Regions from separate parts of the Homo sapiens genome. Here region 2 is linked to region 1. A link is an interaction called in ENCODE POLR2A ChIA-PET data of the cell type or tissue named here. Cell type or tissue: Panc1. All regions are shown on one strand. Each heading gives the region's core, and the rest is flanking DNA. Links, peaks and the distances in the headings are about the cores only.

The links. ChIA-PET counts read pairs that join two places held together with the same protein. Peaks named below come from ENCODE experiments on the same cell type or tissue, not always from the same donor. Only the 100,000 strongest peaks of a DNase experiment are listed, where the experiment ranks them.
Region 2: POLR2A ChIA-PET joins it to region 1 with 6 read pairs; 1 of 35 experiments calls an interaction of 5 or more read pairs at or near these places.

The regions. Positions count from the first base shown.
Region 1 is chr10:122,097,218-122,107,358 of GRCh38, forward strand. All of the region lies in intron 5 of TACC2 (transforming acidic coiled-coil containing protein 2), which reads left to right. Among named protein-coding and RNA genes, the nearest start is that of TACC2, 110 kb to the left of the region's middle. In Panc1, for the core only: no CTCF peak of the experiment used is centred there; a DNase peak (open chromatin) is centred at 4,804; H3K4me3 peaks cover 525 bases; H3K27ac peaks cover 4,898 bases.
Region 2 is chr10:121,894,443-121,904,583 of GRCh38, forward strand. ATE1 (arginyltransferase 1) reads right to left here. Exons shown (of 12, transcript NM_001001976.3): 6 at 7,949-8,178; 7 at 5,424-5,552. Among named protein-coding and RNA genes, the nearest start is that of ATE1, 29 kb to the right of the region's middle. In Panc1, for the core only: a CTCF peak has its summit at 6,312 (motif pointing left); a DNase peak (open chromatin) is centred at 6,289.

The sequences.
Region 1 (10,141 bases), core at 1,686-6,685:
ATTCAGGAGGCTGAGGTGGGAGGATCGCTTGAGCCCAGGAGGTCGAGGCTGCAGTGAGCCAAGGTCATACCACTGTACTCCTGGGTACAGCCTGGGTGACAGAGTGAGGTACTGTCTCAAAGAAAAGGAGGAAGAAGAAAAAGAAGAAGAGTTGGAGGAGGAGAAGGAGGAGAAAAGAAGAAAGAAGAAGAAACTCAGGGGAAGGGAGTCTATGTCCCGAGAGAGGGCAGGGTGCGCCTAGCAAGGACCCCAATGCACAGTGGATTTGGGTCAGCACTCAGTTTTCAGGCCAGGAGTACACTCGGTGGGAGAAGAGCGGGGCTCTGAAGTGGCCCCAGGGGACGGGGAGGGCCCTGGGAGTAGGAGGGAGGAGAAATGAGGCTGAGGATGAGATCAAGCTGGAGGCTAGGGTTGGTAGGCGGCCGGAGTTTAAATCCTGGCTCCCACTGGAGGGGTGATGCTGGGTGCTATTAGGACTGCCCCAAGCCTCAGCTTCTTTGCAGGTAAATGGGGCTGACAATGTCTCCTGGGGGTAAAGGAGGGTTACAGTGGGGAGAAGATGAGATGAGACACGGCACACCCGACACAAAGTCAGCTTGCAGTGGAGACTTCGTGGACAAGGTCCCTGAGCTGCAGGGGGGCTTCTGGGCAACTCCATCCCCACAGCCAGCTCAGCAGCCACCCAGCAAATGTGCACCCAAGCCAGGCACTTGGAAGGAGAAGCCGAGGGCTCTCTCACCGGGGAAGAGCTGAGATGGGCTTTCAGGACACGCTGGGTACACGCTCCTCTGCTAGAAAGAGGTTTGGGGTAAATGGTTAGGTGGGTAGGTAGGTAGGTTGATGTGGGGCAGGTGAGTGACAGATGTGGTTTGTTGACTCCCAGCCCAGGGCCCAGCACACACGTGAGGAGTCAGCTGTTCACGGGCTCCTGTCTGCTCGCTATGTACCCTGTAGGATCAGGAAGTTGGACATCATGATCCTAGGTTGTCTTTCTAGAAATGTTTGCATGGATATGTTTGTGGCCATTTTGATAGAGAGCTGGTCTTGGCCTCTGGCTAAGAGAATAAGCTATGATCTTGTTTCTTGGAGAATGTTAGATTTGCAGGGCATGGCTCTTGGTTACCCAGCACCTGATACCTTGCATGAGGCACCTTAGGCGCTGCATACGTGTTTGCTACATAATTCAACACAACTAGCTATCAGGTGAGTCTGAGGGTTCCTGTCCTGAAAAACGAGGTCAGACAGCACTTTGGAGGCAGGTGGCTGCGTCTAACTCACGGCTCTGCTATTAGACTCTTTACCCTCGAGCAAGTTCCTTAGCCACCCTAAGTTTCTTGCCTGAAAGATGTGTATAATGCTAGGGTCCACCACAGAGAGTTATGTAAAAAATAACGTGTGAAAAGCTTAGCAAAGTGCCCACCTGGCATGCAGTAAGCACTGAGGTACCAGAGGTTACTGTTTTTATTGCTACTATCATTAATATTACCATCATCACTTAAATGATGATAAGACTATTCTTAAGGTAGATTAATGGTAGGTACCTGTGTTTTTACACACGGGCTCATAGAGTTCACGTACATCTGGCCTGGATTTGTTGGAATGTGCCACTACCCTCTAATGCTTCTTCTCGTCCTGTAGCCTCAGCCTCCCAATGGGGGTGGCTCTCCGTGTTGCAATATTGTATAGGATGCGAAGTGGAGCCATCTGGCACCCGTGGGGAATGCATTCCCTTCCTTGTGGAATCTAGGGCTTTGGGGTTAACCTCTTGCCAGGAGCGGCTGCAGAGAGGCTGCAAGCTAACATTAGTGGGTGGGAGTACGCCTGTGTGGTGAGCCTGGCTGTGCTGAGCACATCTCATGGGACAAACCGCCTCGACAATTTTGGCATGATATTTTGAGCTGTGAGCCCATTCCAAACCCCTAGAGGAAAGGGCAGGGTGAAAAGTCATCTGGCCCTGCCTGCCAGACGCCATAACATAATAGCTGGAGGAGTAGACTGTTCCTGGCAAGTGACGAAGCAGCTGGTATTGAAACATACACATGGCCAGAGTTGGCAGACTGAGAATTTGGAGCAGAGTGTGAGTGCCGAGCCTGGGCTTAAGTCTCAACCCCAGACCAGACTGCCTTTCCAGGCCACCTATGAAGGATGGCTGGGCAGATGCTCCTCTGGCACCTGAGGCTGGGTAGCAGCGAAGCTCACCTTTGAGATGAGGTACCACCTCATGCCTGGCTTGGGCATTCATAGTCATTCATAGTCTCCTTCTGACACACTCAGCTGGAAGGAGATAAAACTCCAGTTTCAGCAGAACGTTCTCCTGTTGAACTCTAATCTGAGTCTGTCCTCCCCAGCAGCATCCACATACTTCCCAAATTGTGGTGAATTAAAGAAGCTGCAAGCACTGGCCCAACTGGCTTTTGCTGGTGGTTTTTCGGCAACCCTCCTGCAAATGCTGTCAGCCAAGCAAAGGAAAGCCAGGGCCACAAAGCACAGAGGCTACAGCTTAACTCAGCTTAACTCTGTTTCTTTACAAGTGGGCTATAAATTTGTGGGAGATAAAACGACTTAATGATCACTGCAGGGTTTAGTTTTGTTTTTTCAAGAAGATGGGAAGCTTATGTGTTAGGAACTACCAGGCTTCTGTTGAAGTGTTGTGTATACCTCTCATTTAGTTCATATTTTATCTTCAATGGAGAGGATTCTGTAAAAATGGAATGTAGAAAATTGCCTCTCCTGGGGTGACACTTTTGCTTTCAGAAACTCTTTGGGGCTGGGCACAGTGGCTGACGCCTGTAATCCCAGCACTTTGGGAGGCCAAGGCAGGAGGATCACCTGAGGTCAGGAGTTTGAGACCAGCCTGGCCAACAAGGCGAAACTCCGTCTCTACTAAAAATACAAAATTAGCCAAGCGTGGTGGCGTGCGCCTGTAGTCCCTGCTGCTCGGGAGGCTGAGACAGGAGAATCGTTTGAACTTGGGAGGCGGAGCTTGCAGTGAGCCGAGATCGTGCCATTGCACTCCAGCCTGGGCAACAGAGCGAGACTCTGTCTCAAAAAAAAAAAAAAAGAAACTCTCTTTGCATTCTGCATTTGGGGACTGTGACTGAGTCTAAGAGGAAAGCTGTAACTCTTCCCTGCTCCTTTCTGAGAAGGAAAGGTCCTGAAAAGCCACTGGCTCTAAGGTCTAACAAAGGCCATTTTGTGTCTTCTCTTCCTTTTTTTTTTTTTTTGAGATGGAGTCTTGCTGTGTTGGCCAGGCTGGAGTGCAGTGGCCCGATCTTAGCTCACTGCAACCTCCACCTCCTGGGTTCAAGCAGCTCTCCTGCCTCATCCTCCCAAGTGTCTGGGATTACAGGCACGCACCACCACACCTGACTAACTGTTTTGTATTGTTAGTACAGACGGGGTTTCACCATGTGGGCCAGGCTGGTTTCGAACTCCTGACCTCAAGTGATCTGCCCGCCTCAGCCTCCCAAAGTGCTGGGATTACAGGCATGAGCTATAGCGCCCGACTGTTGTCTTCTCTTCTTAACCCCTTTTCCTTTGGTATAAAAATGTGGAGAAAGGTGTAAGTGCAGAAGCAGGCCCAGACTGTAAAGACATAAGAGGCAGGAACTCCAGTGTGGCTGAGAGATGTTGGCCAGACCCATGTGCCCATGTCTCTGGGTGACCCCTCTGCCTGCCTTGCCCCTCCCTCTACTTGTAGCCTGTGATGGGACCACATTCTGGTTCAAGAGGCTCAGACAAACGTTGTTCTGTGAAGCCTTCCCGACCCTTCCACTCCCCAGGAGTACCCCTACCTCCCACCAGAGTAGCGAGGTTCCTTTCTGTAGCCTGACAATAATTTTAAGACAGGGGCAAGTGTATTACAGTTTGGTGAATCAGATTTTCTCATTTGCAGAAGAGATTGGGTGTTTTGAGCTGGACAGATCTGGGTTCAAATCTGCTGCTTATTCATTGTAGGACATTTGTCATATTAGTCTCATGAGGTCTCAGTTTCCTCACCTGCAAAATGAGTATAAAATTAATACTTACCTCATGAGGATTCAGTGAAATAGTGCACTGGAAATGCTTGACCAGAGCTGGCACATGTATCACCCAAGGAACATCTATCACTATTGGAAGGAGTCCCCTGCAATGGCAGGGACTGTGCCTGGTCCCCAGTCCTTAGCACAGTGGGCTGCACATAGTAGCCCCTCAACAAATGTTTGTAGAATGATTGTGTTTAGCTGGGCAGGGTGGCTCACACCTATAATCCAGCACTTTGGGAGGCCAAGGCTGGAGGATCACTTGAGTTCAGGAGTTCGAGACCAGCCTGGGCAACATGGCAAAACCCCATCTTTTTTTTTTTTTTTTTTTTTTTTTTGAGACAGAATCTTGCTCTGTCGCCCAGGCTGGAGTGCAGTGGTGTGATCTCGGCTCACTGCAAGCTCCGCCTCCTGGGTTCATGCCATTCTCCTGCCTCAGGCTCCCAAGTAGCTGGGACTACAGGTGCCTGCCACCATGCCCAGCTTTTTTTTTTTTTTTTTTTTTTGTATTTTTAGTAGAGATGGAGTTTCACCGTGTTAGCCAGGATGGTCTCGATCTCCTGACCTTGTGATCTGCCTGCCTTGGCCTCCCGAAGTGCTGGGATTACAGGCGTGAGCTACCACACCCAGCCAACCCCATCCTTTTTTTAAAAAAAAGAAAAAAGAAAAAGGCAGAGTCTCAGGTGCTTACCCGAGGCCTGCTGAGTTGGAATCTTTACAGTCATGCATTGCTTAATGATGGGGAGCTGCTCTGTGAAATGCATTGTTGGGCGATTTCATCATTGTGCAAACATCATAAAGTGTGCTTACGCAGACCTAGACGGTATTGCCTACTACAAGGTACTGTGTGACGCTTCACCCGTCGGTTTGGGCAGTTTATGGGCCACCCTTTAAGTAGCAAGGGGTCTGGGGCACTCTTCTCAACATTGGCTGCACACTGAAAACTCCCACAGAGCTTAAAAAAAATATTGATGCCTAGATGCCACCCCCAGAGCTTCCGGTTTAATGGATATGCGGGTGTAGCCTGGGGGTAGTACATTTTCAAAGTTCGCCAGGTATTTCTACACAACACGGAACAGCTGGCCTAAGGCCTGCAGAAGCAGATCAAACCAACTCGGCTCTCAGATGCTTCTTTGTTGCAGCATAAGACATCTACATCATCAAGCCCACTGCATAGGCTGAACTGAACCCCGTAACCGCGCCTCACTCCTGGCCCTGCCAAACCCTCACACTACTGCGGCTGATCCATCAAATAGTTTATTTTTCACCTTTGCCCTGATGTCACTTGGACATCTGACTGTCTCCTAGAGAAAGTTGTTTTTCTGCCAGAGAAGGTACAGCAGGCAGGGCATTGCTTCCTATTTAGTCGAAGGCTTATTTTAAATTGGGACTAGGCCAAGTTCAAGTGCAGGAGCACACTGGCCCCTGGGAGAGCCTGGCCAGGTACATTTGGCTTGTGAGACCAGCCGTCAGCACTTTGGCTCATGGAACACACGTCTGTCCGAGCAGTGCAGACCTGGCTTGTGTGAACTGGGCTCTGTGTGCCCTCAGGGAAAATGCCGAGGCCACATCTAGAAATTCTGGCTGAGGCTGAGAGCCGTGTGCAGAGCTGCCCCCACACATTTCCTTGTGTATATTTTGGGTTCAGGCTGACATTTCCTCTTAGCATGGGTGGAGGTAATGGCTGAATTTTTAGGAGGCTTGAATCCCTTCTACAAATATGCCTCCTCGCCCTGTAACCAAGTTTTGCTGGGTTGCAGTTCAGGAATGTATCTTGCTGCTTGTACAGCCCATCATGGAATGTGAGGACTTAGCTCAGAAGACTAAAGCACTATTCCTTCTAGGAAAAAGAAAAAAAAAGAAAGAAAGAAGGAAAGTTCCTCAGAGTTCACCAGTGAAATGGATCTTATGAGTGTGAGGGCTGAATTCCTATGATATGGCTGGGTTCCTCATGTCATATTCCCCTCCTGACATGTCTAGAGTATATAAGAAATAACCCACAGTTTAGCTGTGGTCACTGTAGACTGGTTAGGAGTTTGAGTTCTGCACACACAGAGCCTATGTATGAACCGTGGCACTGCTCAGTGTGGCCTCCGGGTGAGTTCACCACTCAAAGCCTGCTTCCTCCATTGCCAGCTAAGGACAACAGCAGTACCTGCTGCATAGGCTCATTAAGAGAATTAAGGCAGAGAAGAGATGGGAGCCACTTAGCAGAGGGCCATCTTTGTGACCAGTGCTCACAAATGGTGCATAATATTATTGTGGTTATTTTAGAAAAGCTTTTAAATTACCTTTTTGGTGTTCTTTTACCAGTTATTAAGTGGGGGAGGCACACTGCAAGTTGGCATGTGGATGGCATTTTGCCACTCTTCAAAGCTGGCAGATGATGGGGTCATCTTCTAGGCCCCACATACCCTTTCAGTTTGAATTCTTGGTGTTTGAGTGAATCCCTGAGATACTGTCCTGTGGGAGAAGAAGAGCGTCATGGGGCAAGGTGGTCCTGAGCTGTAGAGCTGAGGGAGGCTGGCCTGGAGGCGGGGGTCTTGTCTTGCAGGAGAGAGGAAGGATGGAGGACGATGAGCACTGGACTGGGGTCAACCTAGTGGAGGCCCAGCCGACCAGCTGCCTGGTGAGCACTGCAGGAAGGCTTGGTTTCCTGACCTCATGGAGACCATGCTCTGTTTCAAGAGACAGTACACAGGCATTATAAGACTAAAACAGCTCATGGCCCTAAGTGACTTTGCCTCTATTTGGTATTTAATGAATATGGCCTTTTGTCCTTATCTAGAAGGCATTGTCTATGAAGGCAAGGATGTTGTCTTTTCACTGCTGTTTCTGCAGCTCCTAGAAGTACCTAACAAAATGTAGGTCTTAATAAATACTTGATGAATGACTTAATCATATACTTCCTTATTAGAAGGCATTGGAGAGTCAATTCTTACTGCCTAGAATATTCTCTCTCTCTTCTGGTCCATGTCCTCTTCTTTTTTCAGCTCAATGTTTCACCAGTGTCAATCATTCATGGGCCACATTCATGACATTTACCATCTCTGTACACTACTTGTGTTATTATCTACTTACTATCTTTCTATCTACTTACTTATTAAAAATGGCTTCATTTTTATTTTATGATTTTTTTTTTCTTTTGAGACGAAGTCTTGCTCTGTCACCCAGGCTGGAGTGCAGTGGTGCGATCTTGTCTCATTGCAACCTCCGCCTCCCAGGTTCAAGTGATTCTCCTGCCTCAACCTCCTGAGTAGCTGTGATTACAGGCGCTTGCCACCACGCCCAGCTAATTTTTTTGTATCTTTAGTAGAGACAGGGTTTCACCATATTGGCCCAGCTGGGCTCGAACTCCTGACTCCAACTGATCCTCCTGCCTTGGCCTCCCAAAGTGCCGGGATTACAGGAGTGAGCCACCAGGCTCAGCTTTCATTTTTTATTTCGTTGTGTTACTAGTCAATGTCTGTGAAGTTATGAGTTGGTGTGCTCATGGCATCTTTTTCCTAATATGTAAATGCATAACTATTGAAATACTCTAATCTGAGAAATCCTAACGTGGTAACACTGACTTATCCTCTAAAACTCAGCTTAACTATTCCCTCTTCTGGAACATCTCCCCTTACCTCTTCCAACGCTGGTTAAAATATTCCTTTCCCATCCCTGTCATGTGGTAGCCATCGTTATCTGATGATAGACGTAAGCATAAGAACCATGTTGCATCTCACTTTTTAACCCTAGTGCTTTGCACAGGGCCAGGATGTAGCAGCACTTGATAAGTGACTTTGAATAACTAGATGAAACTCCTTTAGTCTAGGGAAGTTCATGCTGTCTGGCATGCATGGGTGCCCCTAACAGGACGCTCCGTGATTCTGTGAAGATAGTGTGCTGTCACTCAGGGCGCCAGCATTCCGAAGCTTCTCTTTGGATGCCCATCAACAAATCAGATGTATGAACTTTGATTTAGACTCCCAGCTCCCAGCAAGGAACCAGTATGCTCTGTGTCTGGGGAGTGTTTGGCCTCTGACCTTCCGCATCACATATTGCCTGTCAGTTACCCAGCCAGCCTTGGATGCTTCCAGTCTCTGGCCTCATTTCCCAGGATTGATAAGGGATGAAATTGGGCATTGGCAGTCTGGGATGGAGGGGGAAGTGATCAGGGGAGAGGCCCTTGATCCAGTGGGGCAGAAGTGAGCCATTCGATGGAATGGAGGTTTCCTTCAGCCTCCTGAAGTTACTTTCCCTAATATACATCATAACCTCAGGTTCTTCCTGCTCTGAACTCTGACTGTACCTGGTGTCTGCTGGTGTTTTGGTTCCGTATTCCTGCTTCTTGCCTCTCCAGCATGTGCCTGTCTTTCCACGTAGCGTCCTGTCTTAAACACTTTTTTTTTTTTTGAGATGGAGTCTTGCTCTTCTCACCCAGGCTGGAGTGCAATGGCACAATCTCAGCTCACTGCAACCTCTGCTTCCCGGGTTCGAGCGATTTTCCTGCCCCAGCCTCCCAAGTAGCTGGGATTACAGGTGCCCACCACCACACCTGGCTAATTTTTTTTTATTTTTAGTAGAGATGGGGTTTCACCACGTTGGCCAGGTTGGTCTCGAACTCCTCACCTCAGGTGATCTGCCCGCCGCAGCCTCCCAAAGTGCTGGGATTACAGGCGTGAGCCACTGCGCCTGGCCTGTCATAAACATTTTCTCTCTCTGTGTGTGTGTGTGTGTGTGTGTGTGTATGTATATACATATACATTTTTTTTTTTTTTTTGAGATGGGGTCTCGCTCTTGTTGCCCAGGCTGGAGTACAGTGGTGTGATTTCGGCTCACTGCAGCCTCCGCCTCCTGGGTTCAAGCGATTCTCCTGCCTCAGCCTCCCCAGTGGCTGGGTTTACAGGCGTCCACCACCATGCCTGGCTAATTTTTGTATTTTTAGTAGAGACGGGGTTTTGCCATGTTCGCCAGGTTGGTCTCCAACTCCTGACCTCAGGTGATCTGCCTACCTCAGCCTCCCAAAGTGCTGGGATTACAGGTGTGAGCCACCGCGCCCGGCCCCTGTCTTAAACATTTTTATCCACTTACTGATTGATGAGCATTTGGGCTAATTTCACATTTTTTCAGTTCCATATGGGCACTCAGAGGGTGATTGCAGATGCTGGTGGGTATTTGAACCATTAATGGTTATTTCTGTGTCAGGCAAATTGAGCACAGGTTTCTAGCCTGGCTTCTCATTTCTATGTGGCTTTCCACTTCTCAGCAAAAGCAAAGTATTGTTGCTACAACATAATTTTAAAGGAAGCTGCAAATGCATAGCAAAGCATTATTTGGTGGACAGGGCCACAGTTACTTCCTAGGCACTGATTTGCCTTTTGTATTCTGCAGGACTCCTTTGGCAAATGATGATGTGCTTTGTGGTCTTTCATTCCTTTCTGAAGCCTTAGGTTTAGTATCTACCATATGAGTGCTTCTCAGCACCACAGTTGACAGCCCTTTGAAGATGCTTTTGGCTACAAGTAACAGACCACCCAATACAAGAAAGCTTCAACAATCATAGGTTTATCATTGCACCAGCAGGAAGTCCAAGGTTGTGTAATTCATTAGTTCAGCGACATCATTGAGGAAAGACCCAGGCCCTTTTCATTTTCCTCTCTACCCACATTCAGTGTGTGGCCAGATGCTCCCCTCATCGTTTCAAGCTGGCTGCAGCAGCTCCAGGCACTGCGCCCTCGCATGACAATGTCAAGAGGCAGGAAGACCCCTGATGGTCAGGAGCCATGCTGTCTTGTGTCTCTTCCAAAGAGTGAGAAAACTATCTCCAGAAGGCCTGCTGATTTTCTCTTCTGTTTCATTGGCCAAGGGTGTGTAACAGGACCATGCCTAACCCAATTATTTAAACAAAAGTAAGGAAACAAGGAGGAAGAACAGCAGTTTTGAAAGCAACCAATAATGCTGGCCATAAAACTTCGATTCAATTTCTCCAAGTGTGCTCTGAAAAGCATCTCCATCAGAATTATCTACAGGCTGGGTGCGGTGGCTCATGCTTCTAATCCCAGCACTTTGGGAGGCCGAGGCGCGTGGATCACTTGAGGTCACACGTCTAATCCCAGCACTTTGGGAGGCCGAGG
Region 2 (10,141 bases), core at 3,300-8,299, 200 kb before region 1:
GCTCTACTAAGAGCAGACAAAATAGATTTGCACCAGGAAATGTTCCTAGGGATATAGATAATTCACAAAATGAAAGAGTCTAATCACATACATAAGAGACTTGTACCCAGAATATATATAATAAACTCCTACAACTCAGTAACAAAGACAATCCAATTAAAAAATGAGCAAAGGGTGCCGGGTGTGGGAGCTCACGCCTGTAATCCCAGCACTTTGGGAGGCTGAGGCAGGCAGATCACGAGGTCAGGAGATCAAGACCATCCCTGGCTAACACGGTGAAACCCCGTCTCTACTAAAAATACAAAAAAATTAGCCGGGCGTGGTGGCGGGCACCTGTAGTCCCAGCTACTTGGGAGGCTGAGGCAGGAGAATGGCCCGAACCCGAGAGGCGGAGCTTGCAGTGAGCCGAGATCGCACCGCTGCACTCCAGCCTGGGCGACAGAGTGAGACTCTGTCTCAAAAAATAAATAAATAAAAAATAAAATGAGCAAAGGGTTAGAATACACAATTCTCCAAAGAAGAAACGCAAAAGGCCAAAAAGCACAGGAAGGGAGATGCAAATCAAAACCATAATGAGACACCACTTTACACATGCTACAAGTAATATAAAAATCAATTTTAAGAAAAAAGAGACACAAGTGTTGGTGAGCACATGGAGGGAGAAAGCAGAGCCCTCATACACTTCCGGTGGGAATGGTAAATGATTTCACTCTCTGAAAAACAAGTCTGGCAGATCCTCAAAAGGAAAACACATGAGTTACCACGTGACCCAGTAATTCCACGCGTACGTATACACCCAAGAAAATACACATCCACATAAAAACGTGAACGTGAAATGTTCATAATAGAATTTTCTATAAAAGCCAAACAATAAAAACCACCCAAGGCTGAGCACGGTGGCTCACGTCTGTAGTCCTAGCACCTCGGGAGGCCGAGGCGGGTGGATCACGAGGTCAGGAGTTTGAGACCAGCCTGGCCAACATGGCGAAACCCCATCTCTACTAAAAATACAAAAAAACAAATTAGGCAGGTGTGGTGGTGGGCACCTGTAATCCCAGCTACTCGGGAGGCTGAAGCAGGAGAATCGCTTGAACCTTGGAGGCGGAGGTTGCAGTGAGCAGAGATCACGCCATCGCACTCCAGCCTGGTTGACAAGAGCGAAACTCCGGCTCAAAAAAAAAAATTCCATCAATGGATGAGTGGAAAACAAAATGTAGTATATCAGCCAGGTGCAGTGGCTCACATCTGTAATCCCAGCACTTTAGGATTACAGGAGTTTAAGACCAGCCTGGCCAATGTGGCAAAATCTCATTGCTACTAAAATACAAAAATTAGACGTGGTGGCACATGCCTGTAGTCCCAGATACTCAGGTGGCTAAGGCATAAGAATCACTTGAACCTGGGAGGCAAAGCTGCAGTAAGCCAATATGGCACCATGCACTCCTGCCTGGGCGACAGAGCAAGACTCTGTCTCCCCCCACCAAAAAAAAAAAAATCAAACATGTACTAAGCATTAAATAATATACATTTTGCTGGGTGTAATAATGGTACTGTAGTTATATATTTTTTGATGTCTATATTAATAACTTTTAATCTAAGAATAGAGTTCCCTTTTTAAGTGCTTCTTTATTAATTTATTTAAAGAAACTAGGTAATTTATCTAAGTGCCCAAGTGTCATTTTAACGTATTCCTTTACCCCTCATATTTCCTGTGAACTGGTCAGTAGATCTAGAAGCTTGGATAGATCCAGATTCAATTTCTTTAGCAAGAACATTCCACAGGTGGTGGTTTATACTTCTTACTGGATTACATTAGGAGGCACGTATCTGATCATCCCACATTTTAAGTCAGTTAAGATACATACTGAAGGACTTAATTATAAAATGATATGTCTGAGATTTGGTATAAAATAGTACAGCAAAATAACAACAAAAAAGTATGGAGAGATAGATTAAACAAGAATGGCAGCATGTTGAGGCTAGTTGAAGACTGCTGATAGGTATGTCGCAGTTTAAGTATTTCTAAAATATTATTTTTTTAAAAATCTGGCTCCTACCTAAACCTCCAAAAAGCCTCATCCCTTGGTCGGGCACAGTAGTCCACACCTGTAATCCCAGCACTTTGGGAGGCCAAGGTGGGTGGATCACCTGAAGTCAGGAGTTCAAGACCAGCCTGGCCAACATGGTGAAACCCTGTCTCTACTAAAAATACAAAAATTAGCTGGGCATGGTGGCACACACCTGTAATCCCAGAGACGCAGGGGTCTGAGGCAGAAGAACTGCTTGAACCCGGGAGGCAAAGGCTGCAGTGAGCCCAGGCTCAGTGAGCCAAGATCACGCCACTGCACTCCAGCCTGGGAGACAGAGCAAGACTTTGTCTCAAAAAAAAAAAAAAAAAAAAAAAAAAAGCCTCATCCCCTATTACCTCCTAACAGGTACTCTATGTTCTGGCCATACTAAACTAAGTATTAATAGTAGTTCCTCAAAATGGCATACAATTTTACCCTCCACACCTCTGCATTTTGCTAGTCCTGCTGCCCAGAACACCTTTCTCCCTTTTTGTCCTGGCAAACACCTACTCATCTTTCCAGACTTGGCTCAAATGTCACTTCCCTCAGAAAAACCTCTCTAACCTCCAGTTTCACACTAAGCTGGCTGTCCCTACTAATCCAATGGCTAATTCTAAAGGCACTGGAATTGCATACCTGTCTACCACCCCAATTCAGACTATGAATGCCTTTAGTGCTGCTCTAAGTCTGCATAAAGGGACTTCCCAGAGGCCTGAAGCCTACTAGGAGAAGCTCCTGGGGAAGTCTTGAATAAATACACCGGGCCACAGAAACATTTTGTCCAACTATTCCTACCTGCTAAGCAGGGAGGTAGAAAGGCATCATCTCCAGAGCACTAGGAAGGAGGAAAGTTCAGAAAGCAAAAAGACCCCCTGAGAATATCAAAGGAAGCTTCCTAGGCCTAGCAGAATCCTTACTATCTGCAAATGCTATCACCCACAGTGGCATGGATCAACAGGGAACCTAGGACATAGCCTCTCAAAACTGAAATGTGCATCTGAATCCTTTGGAAACCCAGTTTAAGATGTAGATTCTGGCCGGACCCGGTGGCTCATGCCTGTAATCCCAGCACTCTGGGAGGCCAAGGAGGAAGACCACAAGATCAAGAGATCAAGACCAACCTAGCCAACATGGTGAAACCCTATCTCTACTAAAAATATAAAAATTAGACGGCTGTGGTGGCACGCGCCTGTAGTCCCAGCTACTCAGGAGGCTGAGGCAGGAGAATCGCTTGAACCCGGGAGGTGGAGGTTGCAGTGAGCAGAGATTGCGCCACTGCACTCCAGCCTGGCAACAGAGCAAGACTCCGTCTCAAAAAAAAAAAAAAAAAAGTAGATGTTGAATGAATAGGACTGAGAGTCTGTGTTCCAGGTACTGCTGATGCTGCAGGTCTGCAAATGACACTTTAACCAGAAGACTCTGGGGGATCTGGGAAGTGAGCCCTTTCTCAGGGAACATGCAGCATTAACTCCTGTTGTATTAACCCTCTCTTTTTAGCTTACACATCGTGTCATTAAAAAAACAAAAGCAGTCAAAAAATCAAAACTCTAATTCTTCTGCATCTGTTGGCCTCTTTCTTCCAACATACCATGGTTCTACTGTGACAACGATGCCATCTCATTCATTTCAATATCCCAAGACTGACAAAGACAGACCCTCAATAAACGCCCGTTAAACCATATTATATCTAACAGAAGGTCCCCAACTTATAATGGTTGGACTTATGCTTTTTCAACTTTACAATGATGGAAAACGATTCCGTTTTTCACTTTCAGTACAGTATTCAATAAATTACATGAGATATTCAACATTTTATTATAAAATAGGCTTTGTGTTAGATGATTCTGCTTAACTGCAGATTATAAGTGTTCTGAGAATGTGTAAAGCAGGCGAGGCTAAGCTATGATGTTCGGTAGGTTAGGTGTAGGTATTTCTTTCTAATTCACTTGTTGTTAAGGTATTTTTGCTTATTGGTCTGTCTTTCCCATTTGATTATCAATTTCTTGAAGACAGAGACTCCTTTTGTTCTGTGGTGCACAGTCTGGCACACGATGGGCACTCAGTAAATGACTGTTGACCTAGAGTGGATGACTGACCTTATAAACCACTACTTTCAGGTTCCTAGAGAAAACACTAAGAACGCATCCTGAATTTGCAATCCTTTTTTCTAAGGATTTAAAATGCTCACATGTATGAGTCATGTGAGTGTTCACAGAAGTTCAGTAATACACACTGAAAGGGTCATCAGCTCCACCTGACAAGAAAATGGTATATATTATACTTCTTCCCAGACAACCTTATCAACACAGAAAACAACAGTTAACAATACCTCAGTCTTCCCACATTCATCGGGTGGATCCTGGTGTATGGCCACTTGATACTTGACATACAAAGAAAAGGACTGGCTGAAAGACGACTTGAACTCTGGGTCCTCAAAGGAGACAGGTACTAACCTCACCTTCAGAGCAAGGAAAATACAAGCAAATGCTATTGAAACATCTCTGATGATATGCTTCTGAAGGTGAGGCTACAGTAAGATCTCCACAAATCCACGCCAAAGCTCGAACTCGAATTTGTCATGAAAAGAAACCTTAGACGAGGCAGACGGGTGCAGAGACCGAAGTGCTAACTGTACTAAAACTTATGAAAATCTCAACCTCATAAGAGCCAACAATTTGTTCTTTTTTTTTTCTCTCTCTCCACTAATTGTAGTTTTCTGCATAAACTAGAGTCAATATTGTTGTTAATCATGGTGATGATCGCTACTTTTGCCACCTCTACTTATACTAAGTGTTTTAAGCTTTTTTCCTTTACAGATTTTTCTTGGGTCATTTAACTTACAAAATTATTAGCATATGAGTTCTTCTATTAAAATGTTCTACTATCTTCCTTTTTTAGTCCCACTCAATTGTGCAAGGGTAGCACATTAATAAAGAATAATTTAACTGGGATCAATTATTCCTACATACATCTTTCAAATACAGATAAAGCATTAAAATCATGTTAGGCAAAGTACGTATCTACCATAAAAATATAGTTTCCTGAGTTTTCCTCACAGGTATTTTAATTTAGAGCTCTATTACTATCTTTTAGATAAATGCATCTAAAATAGTGACTTTAAATAATTTTACATGTTACTTTGACTCTGAAATTATACATGGCTGGTACTTAACATGGCACTAGGTAAAATTTGCACTTTCAGAATGTCCATTAATTCAGTCTTAGGTCTTTGCAGATATGCTGCAAATTGAACACAAATAAAATGTAGCACAAATAAACCAAGATTTCATTAAATGATATTAAGTGGAAGGGAAAGCTCTGTTTGCACAGGAAAATTACACTTGGCCTGCTGACCTGGCTTTCGGTTGGCGTATCAGGTGGGTTCTTGTGAATAACCATCTGGTAACGTTTATAGACCTGGTAAGACTCCAGAAGTGTGGCTTTGAACTGCGAACTTGGTGGAGATGATCTCACCACCCTCACCTTCAGAAGCAGTTAAAAAAACAAGTTTACTAATTCATTCATTTATTCATTCTGTGGAATATGCATTAAGAGTAACTCCCATCCAAGAAACCAAGTTTCAACAATTATTAAAGCACCTAAATATTTTAATATTAAAAACCAACCAGTTAGTAAATAAAGAAAAAAGTTATTTTTGTAACTTACAGACTCATTAAGAAGAGGACGATCCCCTCTAAACTATAAGCCTCAGCTTTCATGACTGAATTATGTAAGCCTGCCTCTACTGTAAACTGGCAGAGTATTTCCAGCACTCGTACACACACGACACATACACACACAAATAAATACCCTCTAGTTGTGCACAACTACCAGTAATTCTAAGAAAGACTAAAAATATGAATACATTTTTTGGCCACTCATTCATCATTGCTAACCCTCAACTTAAAACTTGACTGTTTGAGTTAAAAAGACCTCATAAAGTTTTCCTACTTCATAGCATAGTTAACAACCATGACTCTGAAGTCACATTTCCTTTGTTCAAATCTTACAATGTCACCATCTTGGTCAAGTAACCTTGTAAAATAAGGATAAGTTTAAAACAGTAATTGCACGCAGTAATGGCTAACATTTACTTTAACATTATTTACTAGCCACTTAAAATGTATTAGCAAAACAGAACAGTAAAACAGTCAAATGCAATGCAATGAAAACAGCTGGAAACTGGACATGTGTGCCGTGAGACGTAATTCTATGAAGAAAGAGCGACACCCAGTGGTAAAAGATCTCTATACATCCTGAGTATCATTACATTCAAAAAGTACAAGTAACCACTGGAGAACTGTTATGTTAAGCGTGCTTGGCCTCCTGAATACATTACTATTTATGATCAAAGATAAAAGACACCTTGTAAAATATTTTAAGTAGTGTATTCAACTCTGTTTACAATTTTGGAAGGACAAAAAAATCTGTATCCAAATCAGAGTAGCCAAGGAGTTATAAAAGCTAAAATCTGGCCAGGCAAGGTAGCTCACACCTCTAATCCCAGCACTTTGGGAGGCCGAGGCGGGTGATCACCTGAGGTCAGGAGTTCGTGACCAGCCTGGCTGACATGGTGAAACCCTGTCTCTATTAAAAATATCAGAAATTAGCCGGGCGTAGTGGTGGGCACTTGTAATCCCAGCTACTCAGAAGGCTGAGACAGGAGAATCGCTTGAACCCAGGAGGCAGAGGTTGCAGTGAGCCGAGATCGCGCCATTGCACTCCAGCCTAGGCAACAAGAGTGAAACTCCGTCTCAAAAAAAAAAGCTAAATTCTACGTCTGATAATACATATACTGAATTAAGGCTTAGAATGCATGAAAGTTAATTTTTATTATCAGGACTTCAGTGATAAGTGATATTTTTAGATGATAGTAAGCTACAAAATTCAAAGGCTGACCAGTTACTAATCACATATGAGAATAAGATAAAAATCATTATGGCTAATGTTTTTGAATTTTTTTGAGACAGTCTTTTGCTCTGTCACGCAGGCTGGAGTGCAGTGGTGTGATCTCAGCTCGCTACAACCTCCACCTCCTGGGTTCAAGCAATTCTGGTGTCTCAGCCTCTCTAGGAGTTGGGATTACAGGTGCACGCCACCACGCCTGGCCAATTTTTATATTTTAGTAGAGACGGGGTTTCACTGTGTTGGCCAAGCTGATCTCAAACACCAGACCTCAAGAGATCCACCTGCCTCGGCCTACCAAAGTGCTAGGATTACAGGTGTGAGCCACCACATCCAGCCCTTGTTTTTGAATTTTATATATGAGAAACTAATACTGAGAAATCTTGATCTGATCTAGAAACGAAAATAAATTTGGAAAAATGGAGGAATTTGGCTCTAAAAGTATTCATATTATGCCCAAAGTGGTTTTGGCACTAATGAGAGAGGATTTCAGCAGTACAATTTAGCCCTATTTAGATAATTCCTAACTGCTGGCTTATGTATATGACACCATTTGCTGTCTTTACCAAGATCAGAATATTATAATGGATGAAATAGTGATTTGCCTTGTGTAATCTATTGTCTTTCACTATCTAAACCAAAACTGCTAAAAACACAATTTTAAAGAGTATTTCTTTCATTTTAACTATTAAATTTCAATCAAGGTAGCATGCTAAAATTGACACTGTTTTCACAAGTTTGGTGGCCAACTATGTATTCTCAAAAAGTCTTTTAAAAAAAAAGGAGTTTCCCTCAAACAGCAGTTAACTTAGTAAATACAAATGTTACTTCTTCCCAGTTCTCTTTAATTTCTTTTAAATTCTCATTATTTAACTAGCAAACATCAACTAATTAGAACTTCAAATAAAAATAAACGATATGCCCAAACAAAAAAAAATCATAATAAAACAAACAACAAAAGTCCTCCAAAGTACCTCTAACTTGTGTGATGCATTCTCTGGTAAAGACTCAAAAATTAAATCTTCGAGTGATTTTGGCTGGTTGGATTTAGCCTTTGGTGGAAACAAAGATGGTGGGTGACCTTGAGCCTGGAAACCCTCAAGTTCTCCAGCTGGGTTCTGCTGCATTAGTTTTAACCTTTTCCTTTCTTTCCGGATTTCCTTTGCTTTTCGACATGGAGGCTTACTCAAATCAGCCCCTTTGCCTAAAAAGAATTTTAAAATATTAGACCAATCACATTTGGTTCTAGAAAAGTTTTTTCACATGTCTCAAAGATTCTACAGTGTAAGTCCAAAGAGTTTCAATGGTTAGGCTAGCTTTGGGGTAGATGTTTCAGAGGATCCTGATACAGAGCTGTAAGTGGATCTAAAATTCTACCTTAGAAGTGGGAGTTGCTAGAGAAAGTAAATAGCACAGAAACTTTCCAAGGTGGCTCTTACTGCTGAAAATCTTTTTTTTCTTTTTTTTGAGACAGAGTCTCGCTCTGTCACCCAGGCTGGAGTGCAATGGCATGATCTCAGCTCACTGCAACCTCCGCCTCCCAGGTTCAAGCAATTCTCCTGCCTCAACCTCCCGAGTAGCTGGGACTACAGGTGTGTGCCACCGTGCCTGGCTAATTTTTGTATTTTCAGTAGAGATGGAGTTTCACCATGTTGGCCAGACTGGTCTCAAACTCCCTTGGACAGACTGGTCTCAAACTCCTGACCTCGTGATTCACCCACCTTGGCCTCCCTAAGTGCTGGGATTACAGGAATGAGCCACCAGGCCCGGCCCAAATATCTTTTTTTAAAAAAAAACATTCATCCACTTCTCTGCCTTTGTGAGGAAGAACACAATCAAATCAAAGTACCTGCTGCATTAAAAGGACACTGCTATCTCTGCCCAACATTTCTGAGGGACATTTCTCTGAAAGCACTGGTAACATAAATACTTAGGAACCAGGTATAAAGGAATACTGATCCCAGCGCAAACACTGACAGGTTTTTTTAAATTAAAAGAATCCTTGTGCACCTGGAATTCTAGCACTTTGGGGGGCTAAGGCGGGCAGATCACCTGAGGTTGAGAGTTCGAGACCAGCCTGGTCAACATGGTGAAACCCCATTTCTACTAAAAATACAAAAATCAGCCAGGTGTGGTAGCACACACCTGTAATCCCAGCTACTCAGGAGGCTGAGGCATTAGAATCACTTGAACCCAGGAGGCAGAGGTTGTGCTGAGCTGAGATGGCACCACTGCACTCCAGCCTGGGCGACAGAGTGAGACTCTGTCTCAAAAAACAAAAAAGGAATCCTTGCTTAGTTGAAGGTATCTGTGTCTTTCTCCAAATACTGCAGGTATTTGGGTCTCATTAGTTCAGCTGTAGTTAATCAGAGTTTTGTTCTAATTAACAGACCAAATATCAAACTGACATCCCTTTAAAATAAAAAAATTTTTACTATTATAAACTAAATAAAAATACTTAGAAAAAAACCTGGAAAGGAGACACCATGGTAACAGTCATTTTACTTTGTTTCAGAAACAGAGACAGGATTTACCTTTCTTTGTAGTGTTCTCTTTTCTCCAAATTTTCTTTTTTTTTTTTGAGACAGAGTCTCGCTCTGTCACCCAGGCTGGAGTGCAGTGGCGCCATCTGAGCTCACTGCAACCTCTGCCTACCGGACCATTCGAGCAATTCTCCTGCCTCAGCCTCCAGAGTAGCTGGGAATACAGGTGTGTGCCACCATGCCTGGCTAATTTTTTGTATTTTCAGTAGAGACGGAGTTTCACCATGCTGGTCAGGCTGGTCTTGAACTCCTGACCTCGTGATCCACCTGCCTTGGCCTCCCAAAGTGCTAGGATTACGGGCGTGAGCCACCGCACCTGGCCGAATTTTCCAACAATGAACATTATGCTAGTAATTTTTTAGAAGATATTAAAGAAATAAGGTGTTTAAGATCCCAAAACAGCCCGGTGCAGTGGCTCATGCCTGTAATCCCAGCACTTTGGGAGGCCGAGGCAGGCAGATCACGAGGTCAGGAGATTGAGACCAACCTGGCTAACACGGTGAAACCCTGTCTCTACTAAATATTAAAAAAATGAAGCAGGCATGGTGGCGCACGCCTGTAGTCCCAGCTACTTGGGAGGCTGAGGCAGGAGAATTGCTTGAACCCAGTAGGTGGAGGTTGCAG